Linked DNA regions of Homo sapiens: region 1 is linked to region 2. A link is an interaction called in ENCODE POLR2A ChIA-PET data of the cell type or tissue named here. Cell type or tissue: B cell. All regions are shown on one strand.

Region 1 (8,000 bases), 130 kb before region 2:
AATTCCTTCAATTATTTTATCATTTTGGTAATTCCTCTTGTTGGTTCAAAAGATCATATGCCATTAGCATATAACCATAGAAGCCAAGTAAGCAGGCTGATTAGGAAATCACTTTTTCCTTCAAACTTGTTTTATAGCCACTTTGAGCCAGTTTTTGCAGGGAGGAGCTAAGCAGGCAACCATCCTCTGAGCATCTAAGCTTCTATTCTCCCAAACTATCCAGTGCATGCACCTTGCAGCAGTCAAGACAGGCCTATGGGTGAGCGGGTGGGGAAAGCTTACCATGGGCATGTGCTTGTCTGCTTGGCTATTCTCACCACCAAGGGAGTTCTCCCCTCTCTGATATGCCACTTAAAACAGCAGAGCCCCTATAGCCAGTCAGTGTTCACAGCCTTAGGCTCCGCTTCACAGGGCAGAGCTCCGCCCCTTCTAAATAAATGCTACCTTTGTCTCAGAGAAGGGAACTCCAAATGGCAATTCTCAGTCCAGGATCCAAAAGGGAGGGTGTGAACAGTTACACCTCAACTAACAGGCTGCTCAGAGTCCTCAATTTTCTCATCAATTCCACACACTCAATTTTCCTTTAACGAAGTTACATTACTAAAATATTTTTAAATCAATCAACTCAGCCTTGTATTAGCCTTATTTCAGCATCAGTTGGGTTTCTCCCATACTTCCAGATTTTCATTCCAAAATACTGAAAATTGCCACAGAAATAACCAGAAGAACACAATTAAGCCATTCTTTCACAGAATTCCTAACACTGGTTTATTACTATGTGATTCTAAAATCAAGAATTCTCCCACAGGGAGGAAATCCTATTAAATTAAGGATTCTAGTTAATTAAGGTTTTACTTCATTAGTGTCAAAAAAATTTTTTTAAACCCACGTTAAGATTTTATCGGCAGACATGTAATTCTACACCTATTTCGAGACAAATTTTCTTTTTATGATTCACCATCACCCTTCAACTAAAAGCCCTATAAGTAGTGAGGTGAAAAAAGACATCATGGATATCACTGGTAGGATGAGTTTTATGAGGTCCAGGCTTTGTGAAAGACACTTGCTCTCCCCACACTGTCCAACAACTCCCTCTTGGGTGGAACTCACAAAAGCTCCTGGGCAGGGCAGAGGAAGACCGAAGAGGCAGGAAGTTCACAGAGTAGAGGTAGGCTTTGAGCCCCTGCTCTGGGTTGCCTCCTTTCTCCTTGCAACTAAATTGTTTTGCCAGTCACATTAAATAGCTTTCTGGTTTCTTGCTGCAAATTTGCAATGGCTTAGGGAATGATCTGTTAAAAGCTCCCAGGCAAATCTTTTGTGAATATTTTCTTTTTCTTGGTTCCATTTTGAGATAAAGGAATATGAAATTTTAAAAATAAACCCACTATTCATACCATGAGTAAACCTTTGTTGAGCCTATACACATCACTGTTTAAACCAAGGTGTAAGCAAGGAAGGGGCAGATGGGAAAATTTTTTAATGAGGGAATTTTAGGAGGCGGCAAATACCCTACATGATTCACAAACTCTGTAGCAACTTTTTTTTTTTTTTTTTTCCAGATGGAGTCTCGCTCTGTCGCCCAGGCTGGAGTGCAGTGATCTCAGCTCACTGCAACCTCTGCCTCCTGGGTTCAAGTGATTCTCCTGTCTCAGCCTCCCGAGTAGATAGCATTAGATGCACCCGACACCACGCCTGGCTAATTTTTGTATTTTTAGTAGAGACAGGGTTTCACCAAGTTGGCCACACGGGTCTCAAACTCCTGACCTCAAGTGATCCACCCACCTCAGTCTCCTAAAGTGTTGAGATTATAGGCGTGAGCCACCACGCCCAGCTGTCAATAATCACCTTTCAATAACTATAAGTTAACTGTCACTTTAATAAAGGTGTCTTTTTTTTTTTCCAGTCCTGTGTTAAGGAAAAATGTATCCCAACATCAGCCTGGCCATTCTTTCCCACTGTTCCGAATAGAATATAGTGAGTTACAAGTTCTCCTTAGCTGATTTTAGATGGTACTTTGCATTAGCTAAGAGGTTCTCAAACCTGAGTCAGTTAGCTGGAGGGTTTGTCAAAACACAGATCACAGAGACCTACAGAGTTTCTAAGGCAGTAGGCCTGACATGGGCCCCAAGGCTTGTATGTTGAACAAGTTTCCAAGGGATCTCCAGGGGTAAAAGACAGCACATCCTTTTTGGGGCTTACCAAAATACAAAAGCAATGATAACAGCAGCAGCAGCCTGGCCAAGGAATGACATCACTTAACATGTTAGTCAACACTGATTTTGGCACTATCACATCAGTTTTCTATTTAATTTTCACAACAACCCTGTGAGAGTGGGATTATTAACCCCATTTTCCAACTGAACGAAAGCTAGCTCAGAGATTGACTTGCGGCCAGGTGGGGTGGCTCACGCCTGTAATCTCAGCAATTTGGGAGGCCAAGGTGGGCGGATCACTTGAGGTCAGGAGTTCGAGACCAGCTTGGCCAACGTGGTGAAACCCTGTGGCTACTAAAAATACAAAATATTAGCTGGGCGTGGTGGCGCACACCTGTAATCCCAGCTACTCAGGAGGCTGAGGCAGGAGAATCACTTGAACCCGGGAGGTAGAGGTTGCACTGAGCCGAGATCATGCCACTGCACTCCAGCCTAGGTAACAAAGCAAGACTCCATCTCAAAAAAAAAAAAAAAAAAAAAAGCAGGGCATGGTGGCTCACGCCTGTAATCCCAGCACTTTGGGGGGCTGAGGAGGGTGGATCGCCTGAGGTTGGGAGTTTGAGACCAGCCTGGCCAACATAGTGAAACCCTATGTCTCTACTAAAAATACAAAAAATTAGCTGGGTGTGGTGGCAGGCGCCTGTAATCCCAGCTACTACGGAGGCTGAGGCAGGAGAACTGTTTGAACCTGGAAGGCAGAGGTTGTTGCTGTGAGCCGAGATTGCGCCACTGTACTCCAGCCTGGGCAACAAGTGTCAAAGTCTGTCTCAATTAAAAAAAAAAAAAAAGGGTGAGGGGATTGACTTGCTCACAAATGGTAGACCTGAACATTCACCAATGCCTGGCAAGAAAGCTTATACTCTCAGCCACAGTTCTGCTAGCAAAGCTGTCAGGCTGCGTTAAATAAAGCAGTGAAGACAAAGAAGGTGTGCTAAAGTGTGCTAACTTATAACCACTCATATTTCTTTAGTCTCAAAAAGGTACACATCAACAATTTAGTATCATCTCCGCCAGCAGGGTCATCTCAGAGCCACAAAATTGATGTTTGGTTAAACTGATCCACACAGGCCTGTCCTTGAGGAACGACCTAACAGAGGACCCCTTTGAGAGAAGGATGGCCAATGGCATGAAGCTGCTCTTTCAGTTATAAAAACTGTGGGCCGGTCACAGTGGCTCACATCTGTAATCCCAGCACTTTGGGAGGCCGAGGTGGGAGGATCACCTGAGGTCGTCAGGGGTTTGAGACCAGCCTGGCCCACATGGCGAAACCCTGTCTCTACTAAAAATACAAAAATTAACCGGGCGTAGTGGCACGTGCTTGTAATCCCAGCTACTTGGGAGGCTGAGGCAGGAGAATCGCTAGATCTCGGCTGCAGTGAGCCGAGATCGCGCCACTGCACTTCAACCTGGGCTACAGAGCGAGACTCCATCTCAAAAATAAATAAATAAATAAATATAAAAACTGTGTTACAATTCTTGTTTCAGAGCCTCTGATGTGCCCCTGGGAAGGAGGATGCAAAGTCTGACCACTCCACAGACACCATGAGTTCTACTGGAAGTCTGCAAAAATCTATTTAAATAGGGAAATAATTCTCCTTTCAGTAGCCAAGTTCTTGCCTTCAGATCATATACTACTGTCCACCATCTTTGAGGTTCAACCTGATGTATCAAAAGATCTCTACAGAATTCATCAAGCCACCTCCTCCACATTTGTATTTTAGTTAAGTGAACTAGAAATGGGGAGAACCACAGGCTTCAGTGTCCAGTGCCTGGTGAGATCAGTCACATGTGAAAACTCACCTGCAGAACATAAACACTCAAGCCATGAAAGGGGGACTGTGCCACAGACGTTTCACTGACCGAATCCACTAACTCAGCACAAGAGCTTGAATGAAGCTTTGGAAAGCTAAAACGTGCCAGAATGCTCTCACTTTCAGAAAGGTGGTGAAAATCCTGAGGAATTCAGAGCTGCCTGTTCAGCCCCTCAATACAGTCATTTAGTCAACCCCATGCTGGGGCCTGTCAGGGCACATTTACTGACTTTTCAAATGCTTCTTGGGGGTAGGGATGGATGTGTTTAAAATATTGTGGTAAAATGTAAGAAATCACAACTCTGTAAGGATTAGTGAGAGTGATTCCTTTTTCTCTTTCCTTCACACTAAAAAAGGAAATAGCATATGTGGATGAGGAAAAGATAGTAACAGAAAGGCCCAAGTTGGGCATGAGACGTGGGGCAGTGTGTTGGCTCTGGTATCATCTGGCTGTAAGCACCTTCTCCCAGGCTGGAGCCCATGGGCCCTGCTGCTAAACTAGGTTAGTCATGCGGGATTGCTGAATGCCATTCGGTGCTTCCATGGCAACTCACGGCCCACAGGGCTGGCTGTGCACAGCTGACTACCCATTTATCACCCTTGACTGGTCACTTCACATAGGCCTTCCTCTGATACATGTCACCAACTCTCTAGAATTCGAGTTTAAATTTTTAACTCTCTCTTGGATGACAGAGTGTGATTTCTCCTATATATTTATCTTCATAAGGATGGAGACATCTGGCAGGAAGGAAAGGGAAAATCCTAAAATCAACAGTGTACATTAACTCTGGAAAGGATTAAGTCTTATTACTGTTTAGAAGCACTATGCCATTCTGATTTGAATGTACAAAGGATAGAGCAACAAATAAACACAAAAGTTCGGCAATCCCAGCTTAGAGGATGGTGAGATAGAGATCTGTCACAAACAGGGAGGCAAAAAGACAGGATGCTAGGGTTCTTCCACACCATGTAAGTGACTTTTTCATTTTAAAAGCCACATCTCAACTTTCTAAGTCCATCTTTTGGCCTTTTGTTTCCACATTCCCCTATTCCTACCATCTAACATGCGGGAAACATTTTTCACACATTGGCTTTATGAAAAAGCATCAACATACCTCCAAGCACAATACTAGTTTGACTTCCAAATACAATTTAAACATGAGAAATCAAAGTGACTCCATGTCTGAAGGCAGGATAAAATGTTGCTTCAAAGAAGGGAGATTTTTTTCGTCTCTCCATCCATGTGAAAGAATTTGTAAGAGACTTTCTCATAATAAAAATCACTCAGCTAAATCGTCCCAGGGTTTTCACTCTCAATAACTAACATGAATAACATTCTTAAAATTTATAAAGAAAGTAATCAGAGACTTAATCCTAAAACAAAGTCTTACAATCTGATTTCATATTAAAAATATCAGCCAACTACAATGACAAAACAGCACGATGTCAGTTGTTTTCCTGGAAGAGCCCCCAGGGGATTATCTCAATGCATTAGCACTCTCTGCTACTCACTTCTGTTTGCCACAGAAGGCTCAGTCTTATTATAATTTATTATAGTATTTATTTTTAAAGTTTTATGTGACCCCATTTTGCAAAATTAAATCAACCTTGAAAACACTGCCCACATAACTTCTTGCCATTCTCTAGGAGGGTGATACATGACAGTGAAATTTACATTCTTGGTACCCATCATAAACACTCTCCAGGACTCAGAGCCAGTAAGATATTTTGCATATCTTAAATGCATCCTGCAAGTTTTAAATTGAGAACGACTCTACACTTGGGCAAACGTGACTAAAAAGTCACATCAATTCTAAGGAGAGACATGTTAATTTACCTTTCAAAATGAACTTGCCAGGTACTTCTGTATGCCTATTAATATGTAGCAAAGGTCTGAAAGGATACATTTCACAAAAACCTACCAAGCAGGGCCGAGAGCAGTGGTTCATGCCTGTAATCTCAGCACTTTGGGAGGCCGAGGCGGGCAGATCACTTGAGGTCAGGAGTTCAAGACTAGCCTGGCGAACATGGTGAAACCCCATCTCCACTAAAAATACAAAACATTGGCCGGGTGTGGTGGTGTGTGCCTGTAATCCCAGCTACTCAGAAGGCTGACTCAGGAGAACTGCTTGAACCCAGGAGGTGGAGGTTGCAGTGAGCTGAGAACGCGCCACTGCACTCCAGCCTGGGTGACAGAGCAAGACTCCATCTCAAAACAAAAACAACCTACCACCAAGCAGCATGGGATTAGGGTGCAGAATGTTAAGTGGTGATGTGGTTTGGGGAGCATTTTGTTAACGTTGTTTTTAAATTCTTTTCACAATGAGAAAGCATCTATTATTTGTATAAAAGTTCTGATTAAAAACTAAAAGAGCCTCATATACTATAGCAACATCAGACTGGGGATAAAGAAATACTGGAGTGTTAATCATTTTTGCAGTAACTCTCATTAGAAGCTCTGAAAACTGATTTTGGGTTCTGAACTCAGTCTTAGACTGTTAGCAAGTAATTTTAGATCCATCTGCGTAAAGCAGAATCTCAAATTAGCTGGGCATGGTGGCACACTCCTGTAGTCCCAACTACTTGGGAAGCTGAGATGGGAGGATCACTTGAGCCTGAGAGGCAGAGGTTACAGCGAGCCCAGGTCACACCCTGCACTCCAGCCTCAGCGATGGAGCAAGAAGCCGTCTCAAAAAAAGGGGGGATGGGGGAGGGGAGAGAGAGAAAAAAAGCAGATACTTGCTGCCATATTAGAGAATATGTTCTAACATTCAAACACCAGTAGCTGATGTTTCTTAACTGGGGTAGTTAATATAACCCATTTTGTTTCTCTTAATAGATCTCATAAGTCTATTTTGAGAGGTATTTTTTACCTTACAGATAGAAAAACACAAGAACTTGTCTTCCTCATCAATTGGTTTTTAAGGGAGTAAGGAAAACTGTGTGGTTGGACATACATAGCTCCAACAGAAAAGTAGCATGACAGAGGGAGAGGAGACAGATGAGCTAATGTATTCCCATGTGCAGCACACCAAGCCTCTCATCTTCCAAACATATTTTAAAAATAAAAAACTAGTACTGAGTGAGCAAGGCCAGCACGTATATAGAACAATTACACAAACCACACCAGTGAAAAAAAATCACTTCTCACCTCAAAAGTCTGGCAATCTACAGCTAGGGGTTAATAAAACATGTCTTTATGTTATATGCAATGTCAGCGTATTGATGTTACTGACAAATTTCAGAAAATTCAGTCCCTGAGACTGATGTCAAGTGCTTACCAGCAGTCAAGCAAGGGGATATACAGAAATTACCCTCCACAATGGCAACAGAGATAAACCAATTTTTTTAACCTGAGATAAAGTCTGTCACCTGACTAGTTATTTATGTCTCCCCTTTAGTTGTAAAGGCCCCTGGTGAGCACAGCTGCACAGTGCCTCATTGGCACTGCTCATTTGGCACCAATCAGAAATGTGGATACGTGTTGGCTCTTCTCCTGCTCTTCTGGTCTGTACTAGGATCAACCAGAGTGCTGGCCTCATTACCAGGCCACTCATGTCACACTATCAACTGACCCTGAAGGACCACATCTCATACCTGCAAAATAATGAGGCTGGTGAAAGTCTCTCATGACAGCCACAAAAATTAAAAATCCTACAGTTACAAACTAAGAATGTAGACAAGCAAGCTTAAAGTCTTTTTCTTAATGCTTTCTTCCTTTAATTCATTCCCCAACTTTTAAAAAATGTTTTGGGTATTAAATCTATGAAGCATCCAACATTCAAATAAAATGGACTTCACTTCTCATTTGGAATGTGGCCCCGAGAGGCTCCTCTTTCTGGGTTGTCCATCTCCACAAAGCTGCGTCACTGATTTTTCTAAAAATCATAAACCTGATCTTGTTATTCACCTACCTAAAACCTTTCTGGGAGCCCTGGTGCCTACAGGACTAAAGCTCCTGAGTATTTTTTTTTTT
Region 2 (8,000 bases):
ATTTATTTACCAGCTGACTTCTACCTTCCTGCAGCCGGTTTGCTGTTTGTTATGTAGGAAAATTCTAGTGCTGACACAGGAGACCACTCAAAGAAGCTTTTGAGAAGTTGCAAACGGCTTGGGACCTGAACAAGCACTTTTGCTTAGAATCTTTACTTTGATTTTGACACCTTCAGCCAAGTGTTGGTGTCTTGAGAATTCTCTTTCATCACTTCTTGACCCAGCTCCTCATATGTAATGGTGTTAGCTTGGCTAAGTTGGAACTATAGTTCCCAGAATCCCCTTCCCTGAATAATTTGTGTTAAAAGTTAGAAAAAGAGGAGCCTGCATGAGATATGGGTCATGGGAGATAGATGTGAACCAGCAGCCATTCTATGGGAGAAGGACACAGAGAGATTGGCATATCCCAACTTGTCCCACTCCCCACCACATTGAGAGACAGGTAAAGGTGGGGGTGAGTTCCATATGTCCTTGCTGTCTGCTCCACACCAAGTACAAGCACTTCCTCCCAAGTACAAGCCCTGATCACTAAGAGGGATCCCGCTGAGTTTCCACTTGGACAGCTGGAAGCCTGGCTTCTCACACTGGAACTTGCCCACCTGTGCCAGGAGGGCTGGTTAGTGACTTTTCTTTGATCTTCCGACGTCTGAGAATTCAGACCCTGAATTCTCCAGATTCTACAACAATAGTGGGTAGTAGTCATGTCTTGTTTGCTATCCCAGAAGTTATCACAGCTTCTAGCATATAATTAATTCTCAATAAACATTTACTAAATAAATGATCTTCAGGAGGGAGGGAGGGAGAGAGAGAGAGTAAGGTTGAGGAGGGGGAGGGAGGGGGAGAGAGAGAGAGAGAGAGTGTAAGTGTACTTCTCTTATTGAAGTGGCCCAGATGGTGGAAATTCTCTTCTGCACACTTTTGGCTAAGAGGAAAAGGTGCTTTCCAATCTCATATTACTTACTTTTAAAAATAATTCCACAAGGCACATTCCAAAAAAAAAAAAAAGACACTGTTGAAATAGAGAAACGAAAGTAGCTTGCTTGCTTAAGATCCCAGGGCAAGAGAGGAAGTAAACCAAAATAGAACTTGTAGTTACGTTTTCCTTAAGTATAACTCAAATCTACTCAGCAGTTCACTCAATTTTATCTCCCTCCCTTTATCAAACCCACTTTCTTTCATCATCACTTCTTCTGCCCCTACCCATAAACACACATATATGCTCATCCAAACACCAGCAACGTGTGTGTGTGTGTGTGTGTGTGTGTGTGTGTGTGTGTGTGTGTGTGTGTATGTTGAAAGTATAGTTCTCCAAAGGGGAATACATTCAAAACAATTCAACAGATACTTATTGAGCATCTATGTGTAAGAAAAATTGTGCTCTCTGCAGGCAAAGCAAGGATGAGTAGGGAGCAAATGTGTTGTGGCCCTCCCACTGGAGAAACTTTATACAAATTATTTGATGTGACACCATTTCTTTTTTTCTCTTTTTTTTTTTTTTCTGAGGCACAGTCACCCAGGCTGGAGTGCAGTGGCATGATCTCGGCTCACTGCAACCTCTGCTCCTCGGGTCAAGCAATTCTCCTGCCTCAGCCTCCTGAGCAGCTGGGATTACAGGCGTGCGCTACCATGCCTGGCTAATTTTTTGTATTTTTAGGATAGATGGGGTTTTGTCATGTTGGTCTCGAACTCCTGGCCTCAAGTGATCCACCCGCCTTGGCCTCCCAAAGTGCTAGGATTACAGGTGTGAGGCACCACACCTGGCCTGATGTGATACCATTCTTGGTTATTACCAAACTCCTGTCCTTAAACAGTGCCCTGTCTCTTTTTCATTCCTCCCTTGAGTCTTTGTGTTGTGTTTCCTCATGAAAATACCCCCAAAGTAGCTTAATGAGATTTAGCAGAAACAGATCTTCCAGGTCATGGCCCATTCAAGACAACATTTTTTTCAACTTCTATTTTAAGTTCAGGGGTTCATGTGTAGGATGTGAAGGTTTGTTACATGTGTCATGGGGGTTTGGTACACAGATTATTTCATCACCCTGCTATTAAGCCTAGTATCCATTATATCTAGTTATAATATTTTTCCTGATCCCCTCCCTCCTCTCCAAGAGAACATTTTATTATTCCCTAGGCAGGTGGTTCTTAACATTTGCCAGTAAACTTTTAACTGGGAAGCCTCTTTAAAATGCAGAATCCTGGGCTCCACTCCCTATCGCCCTTTTCCCTACTAAAATTCAGGATGTCTAGGAAATTTGTATTTTTCACAAGACTCTAAGTGATCATCTCACACCAGTGGTCTCTGGGCCACTCTTGGAGAAATGTCTAAAAACATCTGACAGAGAATCACCTTAAACACTTACTTGTAAAAAGCTGATTCTTTTTTTAAATTTTTATTTTAATATTTATTTATTTATTTTTGAGATGGAGTCTTGCTCTGTCACCAAGGCAGGAGTGCAGTGGTGCAATCTTGGCTCACTGCAACCTCCGCCCCCTGGGTTCAAGCAATTCTCCTGCCTCAGCCTCCCTAGTAGTTGGGATTACAGGTGTGCACTACCATGCCTGGCTAATTTTTGTATTTTTAGTAGAGATGGGGTTTTGCCATGTTGGCCAGGCTGGCCTCAAATTCCTGACCTCAAGTGATCTGCCTGCCTTGGCCTCCCAAAGTGCTGGGATTACAGGTGTGAGGCACCGTGCCCAGCCAATTCTTTTTTTTTTTTTTTTTTTTTTTTGAGACCGTCTTGCTGTGTTGCCCAGGCTGGAGTGTAGCGATGCGATCTCAACTCCCTGCAACCTTCACCTCCTCCCCAGTTCAAGCAATTCTCATGCCTCAGCCTCCCAAGAAGCTGGGATTACAGACATGCACCACCACACCCAGCTAATTTTTGTGTTTTTGGTAGAGATTAGGTTTTGCCATGTTGCCCAGGCTGGTCTCGAACTCCGGGCCTCAAGCAATCTGCCTGCCTTGGCCTCCCAAAATGCTGAGATTACAGGCCTAAGCCACCATGCCTGGCCTAAAAAGCTGATTCTTGATCCCTGGCCCATACTATCTGAATCCGAATATTTGAGGTCAGAGCCTGGTAATATGCATTTTAACGTCATTCCCCACTTAATTCTTATGGATTCCAGAGAGCTTCCTCTGAGAAGTATTGTTCAATCTACTCTACATTAAAGGCCATAAAAGCTCTCTGTAGAGAGAAATAGAAACATGCAGGGCCCTCCTCTTTAATAAACATTGATTTTAAAATCCTTCCTAATCATTAGAATTTGTTCCCAGTTTATTGCGGATCTGAGCATATCCCGGGAAATGGCTGAGTTCTGAAGGTCAGTGGCCCTTATGCCCTCTGAGGTAGTCAGGATTACTGATGGGCCCATCCCACCTAGCCCCGGTTTGCTGACTAATCATCTTCAGGTTCATCAAACAGGAATCAGAACCTCAGGGCCAGGAGCGGTGGCTCACGTGGGTAATCCCAGCACTTTGGGAAGCCAAGGTAGGTGGATAACTTGAGGTCAGGAGTTCAAGACTAGTCTGGCCAATATGGTGAAACCCTGTCTCTACTAAAAATACAAATAGAAAAGTCAGCTGGGCGTGATGGTGGGTGCCTGTAATCCCAGGTACTCGGGAGGCTGAGGCAGAATTGCTTGAACCTTGGAGACAGAGGTTGCAGTGAGCCAAGATTGTGCCATTGCACTCCAGCCTGGGCAACAGAGCGAGACTATGTCTCAAAAAAAAAGAAAAAAAAAAAAAAAGGACCTCAGAAGCCTAAGTGGTGTTCAGAACCATCTTCCTGGATAATGGGGACTGTGGTTTTTCTGGGGCCAACCTCAGATCACCACTTGTCTTCCCAACTCTACCCCAAAACTCTGTCTAACATTTCATACCAGATGCAAGGTTTCTTTTCTTCCTTGAGACAGGATCTTGCTCTGTCACCCAAGCTAGAGTGCAATGGTGCCATCATAGCTCTCTGCAGCCTTAATCTCTGGGGCTCAAGCAATCCTCCCACCTCAGCCTCCCAAGTACCTGGGACTACAGGCACGCAACTGCCACATCTGGCTATTTTATTTATTTATTTATTTATTTCGAGATGGAGTCTCTGTTGCCCAGGCTGGAGTGCAGTGGTGTGATCTCGGCTCACTGCAACTTCCACTTCCCGGGTTCAAGTGATTCTCCTGCCTCAGCTTCCTGAGTAGCAAGGACGACAGGCATGTGCCACCATGCCTAGCTACCTTTTTTTTTTTTTTGTATTTTTAGTAGAGACAGAATTTCACCATGTTGACCAGGCTGGTCTCAAACTCCTGACCTCAAATGATCCGCCTGCCTCGGCTTCCCAAAGTGCTGGGATTGCAGGCATGAGCCACTGTGCCCAGCCTAATTTTAAAATATTTTAGTAGAGACGGGGTCTCATTATGTTGCCTAGACTGGTCTCGAACTCCTGGGCTCAAGCCATCCGCCCACCTCAGCCTCTCAAAATGTTGGGATTACAGGCGTGAGTTACCGCAACCGCCCCTCATTTAGTCTTAATTACCTCCTTAAAGGCCTTATCTTCAAATATAATTACATTAGGGGTTAGGGCTTCAACGAATGAATTTTGAGGGGGCACAATTCAGTCCTTAACAGCAGCTACGTGTGGCATGTTGCTGCTTTGTAGCTTCTCTTTTGGAGAATTATGAACTCCAAGTGTACTTTTCGAATCTGTAATCATTGAACTTACAATTATTATTATTATTATTTAGAGATGCGGCCTTTTTATGCGGCCCAGGCTGACCTTGAACTCCGGGGCTCAATCAATTCTCCTGCCTCAGCCTTTTGAGTAGGCGGGACTACAGGTGTACACCACTGCTGCCAGCTTACAACTTTTTTTTTTTTTTTTTTTTTTTTTGAGACAGAGTCTTGCTCTGTCGCCAGGCTGGAGTGCAGTGGCGCGATCTTGGCTCACTGCAACCTCCCCCTCCGAGGTTCAAGCGATTACCCTGCCTCAGCCTCCTGAGTTGCTGGTGAGAGGTGACAACGTGTTACCAGCCCTCGCTCACTCTCCGCGCCTCCTCGGCCTTGGCGTCCGCTCTGGTCGCACTCGAGGAGCCCTTCAGCCCGCCGCTGCGCTATGAGGGCCCCTCTCTGGGGCTGGCCGAGGCCGGAGCCGGCTCCCTGTGCTCGCGGGGAAGTGTGAAGAGAAACGCGCGGGCGGAGCCAGGGCTGCGCAAGGCGCTCGCTAGCCGGCGCGGGTTCCGGGTGGGCGCAGGCTCGGCTGGCCCCGCACTGGGCGCGGCGGCCGGTTCCTGCTGGGCTTGATCTCGGGATGAGCTCCTTCTGGGCTACCGGAGTGCCCAGGCTGGGTGACGCAAAGTCCCGGCGAGTGCCAGCGTGCCAGTGAGAGGTGAAGCTGGCTGGGCTTCTGGGATGGGTGGGGACTTGGAGAACTTTTCAGCCTAGCTAAAGGATTGTAAATGCACCAGTCAGCACTCTGTGTCTAGCTAGAGGTTTGTGAACGCACCAATCAGCGCTCTGTGTCTAGCTAAAGGTTTGTAAACGCACCAATCAGCGCTCTGTGTCTAGCTAGTCAGTGGGGACTTGGAGAAATTTTGTGTCTAGCTAAGTAATTGTAAATGCACCAATCACCACTCTGTCTAGCTCAAGGTTTATAAACGCACCAATCAGCACCCTGTCAAAACGGACCCATCAGCTCTCTGTAAAATGGGCCAATCAGCTCTCTGTAAAATGGACCAATCAGCAGGATGTGGGTAGGGTCAGATAAGGGAATAAAGGCAGGCCACCAGAGCAAGCAGCGGCAACTTGCTTGGGTTGTCTTCGATGGTATGGGAGCTTTGTTCTTTTGATCTTTGGAATAAATGTTGTTGCTGCTTTCTCTTTGGGCCTGCGCCACCTTTAGGAGCTGTAACACTCACCATGAAGGTCTGCAGCTTCACTCCTGAAGCCAGCGAGACCACGAACCTACTGGAAGGAATGAACAATTCCAGATGCGCTGCTTTTAAGAGCTGTGACATTCACCATAAGGGTCTGTGGCTTCATTCAGCGAGACCAAGAACCGACTGATTACGGGGACACTGGGTCTACAGGTGTGCACCACCACACCCAGCTAATTTTTATATTTTTTAGTAGATAGGGGGTTTCATCATGTTGTCCAGGATGGTCTCGATCTCTTGACCTCGTGATCCACCGGCCTCGGCCTCCCAAAGTGCTAGGATTACAGGCGTGAGCCAAGCCACCGGGCCTGGCCACTTACAACATTTTTATAAACAATATTTTAAAGCAATAAATCTCCCTTTCCTCATGGAAGAAATGTGAAAATTCTTGAGGCTTCCTTTTCTTGTGAAAATAGCACACAAGGAAAGATGCATAAACATAAATGTACAGTTTAACAAATAATGAGAAGGCAATTATCTCTAAAGCTGCTAACCAGGTTAAGAAATAGAACACTGCCTGCAAGTCAGAAGCCACCATGTACCTTCCAAATCACAGCCCCCTCTCTCCCTTCAAAGGTAACCACTGTCTTGTCTTTCATGATATTCACTGTTCTTTATTTTTTTTTATTACACTGTTTGGCATACAGGGTCCTCAGTGAAAGAAATAAAGATTCCATATGATTACGGAGCTCAAATTCTAACAATAGATGATGATCAAAACAATAAACATAATAAACTATAGGATGTTAGAAGGTGATAAGTGCTGAAATAGATTAGAGCAGGGTAAGGGGGTTGTCAGCACAGGTGTCAGAAGCAGCAGTTTTGAAAAGGGTACTTGGCAAAGCCTTGACGGAGGTGGGCAAGTTATCTGGATGTTTGGAAGATGGATGTTGCAGGTAGTAGGAACAGCTAAGGTAAAGGCAGGTGGTGGTGTATTAGTTTCCCAAGGTACCACGCTGGGGGATTCACAATGGAAATTTGTTCTCTCCCAGTCCTGGAGGCTATAAGTCTGAAATCAAGGTGTCAGCAGTATTGGTGCTTTTTTGGAGGCTCTGAAGAGAGTCTGTTCATTCCCTTTTTTTTCTTTCTTTCTTTCTTTTTTTTTTTTTTTTTTTTTTTTGAGAGTCTCATTCTGTTGCCCAGGTTGGAGTTGCAGTGGCACGATCATAGCTCACTGCAGCCTTGATCTTCTGGGCTCAAGAGATCCCCCTGCCTCAGCCTTCTGAGTAGCTGGGAACAGGTGCATACCACCATGCCCAGCTAATTTTTAATTTTTTTGTAAAAGAGATGGGGTTTCACTACGTTGCCCAGGCTGGTCTTGAATTCCTGAGCTCAAACAATCCTTTCGCTTTGGCCTCCCAAAGTGCTGAGATTACAGGCATGAGCCACCACACCTGGAGTAATTCCTTATTTCTTTTACCTTCTGATCCTTGTGAGCAACCCCTAGCATTCCTTGGCTTGTGGACACATTGCTCCAGGCTCGCCTCTATGGTCACATGGTGTTCTTTCTGTGTATCTATATGTGTCATAAGTACACTAGAGATTAGATTTAGGGCCTATTCTAAACCTGATTAGATGAGGTCACCTGCAAAGTTGGCCTGATTAGATGGTCATTTGCAAAGACCCTATTTTTAAACAAGGTCACATTCACATGTATAGCATGTATAGGGAGTTAGGACTTCAACATATCTTTTTAGGGGACACAATTCAACCCATAGCAGGTGGGAGTATGCTGGGCAGGCTTAAGAAAGAGCACGAAGGTCATGGAGGGAAAAGCAGAGCAAGCAAATGAAGATTGGTATGAGTGGAGGTTATAAAAGCTGTGTGTGGCCGGGCGCGGTTGCTCACGCCTGTAATCCCAGCACTTTGGGAGGCCGAGGCGGGCAGATCACGAGGTCAGGAAATCGAGACCATCCTGGCTAACATGGTGAAACCCCATCTCTACTAAAAATACAAAAAAAAAATTAGCCGGGTGCGGTGGCGGGTGCCTGTAGTCCCAGCTACTTGGGAGGCTGAGGCAGGAAAACAGTGTGAACCTGAGAGGTGGAGCTTGCAGTGAGCCGAGATCGCGCCACTGGACT

Evidence for each region. Peaks named below come from ENCODE experiments on the same cell type or tissue, not always from the same donor. Only the 100,000 strongest peaks of a DNase experiment are listed, where the experiment ranks them.
Region 1: POLR2A ChIA-PET joins it to region 2 with 5 read pairs; 2 of 35 experiments call an interaction of 5 or more read pairs at or near these places.

The regions. Positions count from the first base shown.
Region 1 is chr4:87,035,566-87,043,565 of GRCh38, reverse strand. The region is part of intron 2 of AFF1 (ALF transcription elongation factor 1); the gene reads right to left. Among named protein-coding and RNA genes, the nearest start is that of AFF1, 100 kb to the right of the region's middle. RefSeq lists enhancers at 3,712-4,463, 5,617-6,117, 6,118-6,618 and a silencer at 4,482-4,631. In B cell, no CTCF peak of the experiment used is centred here; a DNase peak (open chromatin) is centred at 4,545; H3K27ac peaks cover 2,074 bases.
Region 2 is chr4:86,901,458-86,909,457 of GRCh38, reverse strand. It overlaps a transcript of C4orf36 not described here. Among named protein-coding and RNA genes, the nearest start is that of C4orf36, 13 kb to the right of the region's middle. In B cell, no CTCF peak of the experiment used is centred here; a DNase peak (open chromatin) is centred at 1,117; H3K4me3 peaks cover 803 bases; H3K27me3 peaks cover 444 bases.